3 separate regions of the Mus musculus genome follow, and all the other regions are linked to region 1. Evidence: chromatin contacts called from ENCODE Hi-C or POLR2A ChIA-PET data. All regions are on one chromosome and are shown on one strand. The core of a region is the stretch at or near the end of the contact, and the rest is flanking DNA. Distances in the headings are between cores, read along the strand shown.

Region 1 (2,700 bases), core at 36-2,535:
TGTCCAAAGCCCAATTAAACAATTACACAAAGCAAATGGTCGGTCCCTCTATGTCCCTCATCATCAGACCCATAAACAATTCTCCCCTCAGGGTTCAGGGGGATCCTCCCGATCTAAGTGTCATGAGTGAGTCCTCGGCATTACAGGAAAAACCTTCCTATGGGAACCATTCTTTTACCTCCCTTTTTCTTTTTTTCCCTTTTTTATTTTATTTTTTTCCCAGTTTTTCGAGATAGCTTTCTCTGCCTTGACTGTCCTGGAACTTGCTCTGAAGACCAGGCTGGCCTGGAACTGAACTCAGAGATCTACCTGTTTCTGCTTCCTGAGTACTGGGATCAAAGGCGTGCGCCTCTATCATCTGGTTTATCTACATTTCCTAGAATGTACTTTCTGGCATGGTGTGTGGTAGTCGAGGGTTGCCTTGAACACAGGAGATCCTTGGTCTCAGCACCACCAGGAGACACACTCCGGTACTTTTTTTTTTTTTTTTTTTTGAGACAGGGTTTCTCTGTATAGCCCTGGCTGTCCTAGAACTCACTCTGTAGAGCAGGCTGGCCTCGAAGTCAGAAATCCGCCTGCCTCCCAAGTGCTGGGATTAAAGGTGGGTACCACTACCCTATGCCTCTCTAAGTGTATTTCTAACAAACAGCCTAGAGAGTATAATGATAAAAGGCACAGTTCTATTTGTCCATCTGACAAATTCGGGACTCACTTCCAGTCACACTACGCTTTAGTGGCTGTAACCTTATTTTACACAATAAAAATGCTTTTATATTTATTTATGCATTCCCTTCTAATTTGTGCTAACATAATTTCCAACTTTTCAACATGATAGCTTCTCCAAGTAATGGCTCTCTCTGGAAGAGCTCATTCGATCCACTAACTGTGGCTCGTTGAGTGCCACACTCCTTCTTTAGGGTTCCTGGTAAACAAAGGATCCCTCAAAAATTGTGCCCCCCACCCCTCTGAGTCTCTCTACAACCCCCCACCCCTCTGAGTCTCTCTACAACCCAGGAAGCCGAGGTCTGTCCTGATGAAGAAAGGGAGCTTCCAAGTATCTGCGCGCACTCTGATGGTCGCCGGGTTTAGGTGCACGCTGGGCACGGGAGTCGAAGGGGCGAGCGCAGGTCCGGCGGGGTGGGGCCGAGCTGCGCGCGACCCTCGGCGCGCTCCGGGAAGTTGGCCCGAGCGACCGCTCTGGTCACCTCACTGCGGGCTCTATGACACCGCGCTGGCTGGCGGGACAGGGAGGAGTCGGCGGAGAAGGCGGAGACCGCCCATCTCCGAGAGCGTCGGCGCGGACTTCTCGCGGAACCGTGTCGCGAGCTTAGCAGATCCCGCGCTTGCGCGCTGCAGTGGTGGCCAGAGGCGCGGCGGGCGCGAGAAGGGGGACCTAACCAGTGTGGAGGCTGGTGTGGCCTTAAGCCCTCCGCCACCATGAGCGGGACCTTAGCGAAGATCGCGGAGATCGAAGCCGAGGTAAAAGGCGCAGCCGGCGCTTCTCTCCTGGCCCTTCTGCGGCGCTGCGGCTCCTCCGGTGTTGCGTCCGCGGCGTCAGGGCCTGGCTTCCACCCCTGTGCCACCAGCTGCCATCGCCCCCGTAGTCTAAACCTGCGCTGCCGCAGCCCCGTCCCCATGCAGCCCCTTCCCTCAGTTCCTCGGGCCTGGGCTTCTCAGCTCCCATCCGCCAGCTCCGTCTCTGCGCAACCTCCCACATCCCACACCCAGCACTTGCTCCGGTTTTCGGCGCATGTCTCGACATTATTTCTGTTTTTCTTGCTTTTTTCTCTGAGCCACACGACTTCTATATCCCAGACTCCGTGATCCGATCACGGGCTTTGAGGTCTTGTCCCGTTATTCCTTGCCCACTTGCCACTCACTGGTGGTCCCCTTTTACACGCCGTTGGTTGTGACGGTAAGATCTGGGAGTAAGTAGATTGTACCTGGATGGCGCGTCATCCCTGAGACCTTCAGGGCTTTTTAAAGTCCGTAATGTGACACCCTTCTTTTAGATTGGGTACCGTAGAAACGAATCAGCAGATGCATTTTAATTCCCTCTGTGGATAGAAATTCGAATGACCGTGGGTCCTTTCACGTTGGGTCTCGTTTGTTTCTTTTGTGGTGAAGAGAATGAACTGGAGAGGGGAGAGGGAATTCAGTTTATTTTTATGTTTCTGTGTGTGTGTGTTCAGCATTACTTAGGGGAATCGTTCTGTTCAGTCATGGTTTCTGGGATTGAGTTTAGGTCTTCCAAGTTTGGCAGCAAGTGCACTTGAGTGTGTCTATCTGGCCCTGGATTTTTTCCCTCTCTCCCTCCCTCTACCTCTCTCCTTTGTTTGGAGACAGGGTCTTGCTACATACTTCTGGATGTCAGGGATCCCATTGTGTAGATCACGCTGGCCTTGAACTCAGACAGATCTGCCTCTGCCTCCAGAGTGCTGACATTAGCCAGGCTTGGTTTTTCTTTTTAAAAAATACTTAGTTGCCTGTATCCTCTTCAGTCTGCAGTTTGCTGGATGCTCGTGAATATGAGCCATTTGGTCTTCCCCTGAAGCAGTATTTCAATAGACAGTTTGTTCACCTTCACCTCTATTGTGGGCGTCTAAGGATAAAAAATAATTCTTAGGTGGAGCTCAGGAGGCCGAGGCCAGTGGTACACTAATGAATTCAATGCCAACCTGGTTTACATAATAAGTTGTA
Region 2 (2,816 bases), core at 87-2,586, 140 kb before region 1:
GCAGCTCAAGTGAGTTCCCAGGAAGGAAGTCAGGTACAGCCCCCTCCCTAGCACTTGTGCACCCTAGGTCATATGAAGGCGCCACGGAAGAAACATCTAACTAGCAGCCACTTTTGTTAACAAAAGGCCATGCAGGAAGACAGAGAATTGTGCTGTTTTGTTTACCTAAGTAGTAGAGCCAGAGGCAGCTGATGGGAGAGTTGGAGGCAGGATTGGTTTCCTTGGGCTCCATTCCTACCCATTTCCTGATCCTCTGGACTCTTTTCCCATGTACATAAATCTGATGGAGGGAAGTAACAATTGTCTAAAACCGAGTGTCATAGTTAGGGTTCTAATGCTGGGAAGAGACACTATGACCACAGCAACTCTTACAAAGGACAACATTTATTTGGGGCTGGCTTACAGGTTCAGAAGTTTAGTTCACTATCATCCCGGCCAGAAGCATGGCAGAATACAGGTAGACATGGCGATGGAGAAGGAGCTGAGAGTGCTGCGTCTTTTTTTTTTTTTTTTTTTTTTTTTAGACGGTTTCTCTGTATAGCCCCGGCTGTCCTGGAACTCACTCTGTAGTCCAGGCTGGCCTCGAACTCAGAAATCCACCTCCCTCTGCCTCCCAAGTGCTGGGATTAAAGGCGTGTGCCACCACTGTCCGGTTCTTTCTTGATTTTAGTCACAGAATAAGATAACTATGTTAGAACATCTAGATTTTGGTTTTTTTTTTTAAATAAACAATCTAGAGATGATTTAAAACAAGAATATCTCAGCACTCAAGAAGCTGAGGCAAGAGGCTGGCAAGTTCAATATCAGTCTGGCTGCATTTCAAGACCCTGTGGCAAAACAAAAGAAAAAATAAAGCATATGAAGATTGTGCGTGGATTATAGACAAAGTTTACGCCATTTTCTATGAGACTTGACCAACCAGGGACTTTATATAAGGAGTGGGAGTCCTGGACCCAAAATTCCAGGAACCCAGGTATTTGGCCTCCATAATCTGCTCTAGGGAGCCTCATTTCCATATTGCCTTTGACACGCAAAAGTGGTTTCTCTTAGCTTCTTCGTGTTCACATTGCTGATTACAAACTGGGAGTCAAAAGACCTGTGATACCTACCCACGCTCTGCACCTGAAGAGCAGAGCCATTTTCAAGTAGTGTAGAAGGGCAACTGGACTAACCTGAGCGCCGAGGGTCCCCTGTGTTGCGACCTCCAGCCTAAACTGAATCACCCTGGTCAATCCGAACGCCTCTAGAGGTCGCCAGTCGCCAGCAGGCGCCAGAGATGCGGCAGAGTTCGCGCGGGAGGCGGGACGGGGCAGGGCGGGTCGTTAACCTAAGTGGGAGGGGCTCCGGGGCGGGTCCCCGTGCCAGGTGCGGTTTGGTCCTCCCAGGGCGCCGTAGGCGGTGCATCCTTCCGGCTGCAGGGGCAGAGACAGCCTCTTCTCTAGACCGCAGGCGGGCGCGGACCTGAGGCGCTGCTGCCGGGTGGTCCTTCCTGTGTTGTCCGCGCCCTGGACCATGGCGGCGCTGGCGGGTAAGAAGGGCCCATTCCGTCCAGCCCGCCGCTCGCGGGTTTCTGGCTGTCTGGTTTTTCTTGGGTCCGGAATCCTCAGCGAGAGCCTGGCAGGGTGGGGAGGATCGAACACAATGGTTCCCTCGGGACTTGAAGGTCTTGGGACTCTGGAAGTCCGAGCGCAGTCGTTCTAAGACTGAGGGCTCCTTGCGGCCGGCGCGTGGGGCGAATTCCCGCGAGGTGGATCCTCGGATCTGCAGACCGGGCAAGTCTCCTGGCTAAGGAAGCCGAGGCACCTGAGATTCTGAAATATGGGAAGTACAGGGTCTTCCAGAGTTCAGGACTTGAGATTCCGAGTTATCCTGGGTTCTAGGTTTTCTGTAGACCCAAAGTTCTCGAAGGTGTCTTTGGACTCTGGGATTGGGAGGAGTGGTTCCTAGAGATAGAGTATGAGTGTGGAGTTTATGATGTGGATAGGAAGACATCCGACCGTTCTTCCTGAGGCTCAAAGACCTCTGCCTCCTGTGGAGAACAGCTTCAAGTCTTCCTAGAGACTAGTTGAGTCCTCGCGTAGTCTCTGATGCCAGCAGATTAATAGCTCCGCACCTTGAGGGGAAGAGTTGAGTGAAGGAAATTTCAGAATTGGCTTAGCTGGGCCTGTAAATCCCTTCACGAATCATCTTGCAGCTTCCTGCCCCGCGGCATCATGAACTTTCTGCCGCCTTATTCCCAGCCACCGGTGTGAGTGGCTCAGTTTCTGGGTCTACCAGGGTCGACTTCCAAAAGTTTTCTAGAAAGGCCAAGGGAGAATTTTAGGGGTGGGGGAGGGACTGAATATGTGCCTCCACTTCCTGGCTTTGGGCCGGTGGACAGTCACTTCCTCCATCCTGAATTCAAGGACCGGGCCGCCAGTGGGTCACTTCCTCACTACGGGAACATGGAATTTCAGACCTTATTGGTGATAATATGCTCTGGAGAAGGAAAGCATGGAGCGGAAATTCGTCTGTCTCTTCCCTTAATTTTTTTTCCTGGCTGGTAGTGGTGATTGCACACCTGTAATCCCAGACTAGACAGAGCCAGGAGAATTGCTTGGTCTGTGTGTGGCGTACTAACTAGGTCAACCTGGACGACAGAATACGATCCTGTCTCTAAATAAATAATTTTTTTAAAATTGAGTTGGATGGGATGTGGTTCACTTGGTAGAAGGCTTGCACAAAGCAAGGGGTTTCATCCCCAGCACTGCCTATACCTGCTGCATGCCTGCAATCCCAGGTCGAAGGAGAGTCAGAATTCAAAGTCATTCCTCTGA
Region 3 (2,700 bases), core at 92-2,591, 190 kb before region 1:
GAAGGAGGAGGAGTATTCTGACCGATCCCTCAGGTCCCCCACAGGTGGAGCTAGAGATTGATAAGGTCAAGGACTCTGGGGAGAGGATGCAGGCTCACCTGCCATCTGGCGTTTGGGCTTTCACACTGGCAAGCAGAAGCTGAAAGCCATCCAGTACAGGATACAAGGCCGGTGTGCCAGCCCTACCTCAGCTTACACACAGGAATGCTACTGCTACTGCTTGTCCGAGGCAGGACGGAAGTCCCTTCTTGTTCTACAGAATGAGGTGTGCCGGCTCTCCACCCCCCACTCCCCCCACCCCTGCAACAGCACAGCTATGCAGCTTTGTAGGAGCTGCACAGCAAAATCACTCACCTGCACTGAGCACTGTTGCACTGGACTCACATGTTTTTATATATGGAAAGCTAAAACACCAATTTTTCTAGTTATTTTTAAATATAATAAATGCACTTGCTACTGTAAAAAAAAAACAATCCCTCATTGGTTACAAGTTCATCTAATTAGTTTTAAAATAAATTACCATGTATTTATTAAGTGTCTCTGTATACATGTGAAGGTCTGATGACAACTTGCCAGACTCCTTTCCTTCCACCGCTGGGTTTCTGGGGACTGAACTAGAGTTGACAGGCTTGGCAGCAAACATCTTTACCTCTGAACCATCTCATGGGCTCCAATTAGTTATACTCTTATTACCTTTATTATTTTGATACTGAAATTTCACAGATTTGGCTAGTAGAGTCTTCAAGAGAGCTCCTGGGTCGTTTTGCACATTCTCATCCATCACCACTGTTAGCATTCCTTCTAGGCTCCGCCCCACAGTTACCTGGCAACAGCGAGGTATGCCCGGCTTACTATAAAAGGGGCTGTTCGCCCCCTCCTCTCCCTTACTCTTTGCCCCCTTCCCCCTCCGCCCTCTCTCTTCACGCGTTCCTGGCCGGCCTCTCTCCCTTCTCCTCATTCTCTACTCCCTTTCCTACTCCACTTCCCATGCCTCCTCCTCCTGTTCTTCTTCTTTATAAAACAGAACAACCACTGACCTTACTTTCTTGTACAAGGCATTCCAAACTGGTATTTCTAGAACTGGCTTTTTCATCCGCCCATTATTTTTGCGACACGGTCCCATGTATCCCAAGCCTGCTTCGAAAACGACATTGAAGTTCTGACCCATCACCCGAATGAATGCTATGATTAGCTGGCGGGTACGCACATATTTATTCCCACGTCTTCACGCGGGCGAGGCGAGCTCGCCCATCCACCGAGCTGCCTTCCCTCCTCTTCCAGCGCTAGGAAACCCTACGGAAAGACCAGACGCCCTCCCCTTCCTGTCCCGGGGCGGAACTTACCAGCCGGGCGCCTGGGCCGGAGAGCAGCGCTGCACACCAGCCTTTTCCGGCTGGAACCGGAAGTTGTTCTACTAGAGGCGGCTCCGCGTCAGGTGACCAAGTTCCCGGTAGGAGGGGTCGGAGGTTCAATCTTTCTGACTGACGCGTCTCTAAGACTGGCTCGGCTACTCCGGGACGGGGGAACGGACAGCTGGCGTCGCTGGCGCTCGCTCTACCGCGGCGGCAGGTAGGTGACGAGCTGGGACGGCGGGCCCGGGAGGCATGGGACCCCCTTCCCAGGCTCAGGGATCTGAAGCCAAGGGCCAGGAGTCATCCAGTCTGGCTCTGTCCAGGTCCCAGAAGGAAGGTCAGACTGGCATCCGTGGGTACAGATTGGGCAAACTAAGGCCCCAGAAAAGGGAAAGAAGGGTGCGCACAAGCTCCCCTTCCAGACGGGGCTCGTCCTGACTCCCGTAGCCTCGGGGGCGGGACCGCCTCTCTCGTGGGTGGCGATTTGGTGGAGTGGAAAGATGAGGAATGCGGTGAACAGATTTGGGGTGAAGCGTAGGAGACCTGGACTTGAGTTCGCTGCCTGCAGCTCACTGTGCGTTCGAGGCCAAGTCTTTGACCTCCCTGAACCTAGTTCCCACAGCTGTACAACCGGGCACAGCTGTCTCAAAAGCGTGGGCCTCCACAGCACCTGCTCCGAAACCCTCCGGGATGCCGGCTCTCCAGCCCTGGGCTTTTCCCACAGCTTGTTTCGAATCTGGGTCTGGATCCTAGGAAACCTTATTTTGAACGTTCTCCTCTGGAGTCCTACTCGTGTTTGAAGCCTGCTCATCCGAAGTGCGGTCCCGCTGTGAATGCGGTACTCGATTCGAGGCAGCTGGAGCCGGCTCGATTCTATGAAACTTCTAGCTTAGGAAAGAACGCCGGAGGAGAATAACTAACTATCTTTAAAAGCTGGCGCGGGGTGGGGGTGGGGGTTGGGTGGGGGAGTTATGGCAAAGAGGCCTCCTGCTTGATCTTTGTAGCTGAAAGAGGTACAGCTACGATTAATAGGTAGGTTCTAGGGGGAAGACACATGTGTACTTACTATTAAGAATTTAACGGAAGAATTATCAGAGGTGACGACTGATGGGGATTGACTGTCTCCTTGGGAAAGGAAGTATACAGGAGGCGGCCCTTTCCAATTTAAAAGGCTCGTATTAGTATTTATTGTGACTCTTACCTCTCCACTGATAACTCTGTCTTCAGAGTGTATGTGATACTTCTTTTGTGGTCTGAGACAGGGTCTCAGGGATCTCAGGCTGTCCTCAAGCTCCTTTTGTAGTTGGCCTTGAACCCGGATCCTGCTGTTTCAGTCTTAAAGAGTGCC

Evidence for each region. Hi-C counts contacts between places; a loop is a spot of excess contacts on that map. ChIA-PET counts read pairs that join two places held with the same protein, here RNA polymerase II (POLR2A).
Region 2: a map of v-Abl transformed pro-B cells shows a loop between it and region 1 (2.0-fold over the local background). The contact joins the promoter of Limk2 here to the promoter of Drg1 in region 1. A Hi-C loop is called at or near these places in 1 of 37 maps with a recorded cell type or tissue (v-Abl transformed pro-B cells). POLR2A ChIA-PET finds 5 or more read pairs at or near these places in 3 of 5 experiments (Patski and embryonic stem cell).
Region 3: POLR2A ChIA-PET joins it to region 1 with 19 read pairs in embryonic stem cell. The contact joins the promoter of 8430429K09Rik here to the promoter of Drg1 in region 1. POLR2A ChIA-PET finds 5 or more read pairs at or near these places in 4 of 5 experiments (Patski and embryonic stem cell).

What each region holds. Positions count from the first base shown.
Region 1 is chr11:3,265,048-3,267,747 of GRCm38, reverse strand. It overlaps Drg1 (developmentally regulated GTP binding protein 1), which reads left to right and starts at 1,285. Exons shown (of 9, transcript NM_007879.2): 1 at 1,285-1,479. The coding sequence starts at 1,438.
Region 2 is chr11:3,407,758-3,410,573 of GRCm38, reverse strand. Limk2 (LIM motif-containing protein kinase 2) reads left to right here and starts at 1,336. Exons shown (of 16, transcript NM_010718.4): 1 at 1,336-1,528. The coding sequence starts at 1,513. It overlaps Gm51879 (a long non-coding RNA gene), which reads right to left. Exons shown (of 2, transcript XR_003949624.1): 1 at 1,173-2,816; 2 at 1-827.
Region 3 is chr11:3,451,078-3,453,777 of GRCm38, reverse strand. 8430429K09Rik (RIKEN cDNA 8430429K09 gene) reads right to left here and starts at 1,341. Exons shown (of 4, transcript NR_028317.1): 1 at 1,038-1,341. Rnf185 (ring finger protein 185) reads left to right here and starts at 822. Exons shown (of 7, transcript NM_001290472.1): 1 at 822-1,569.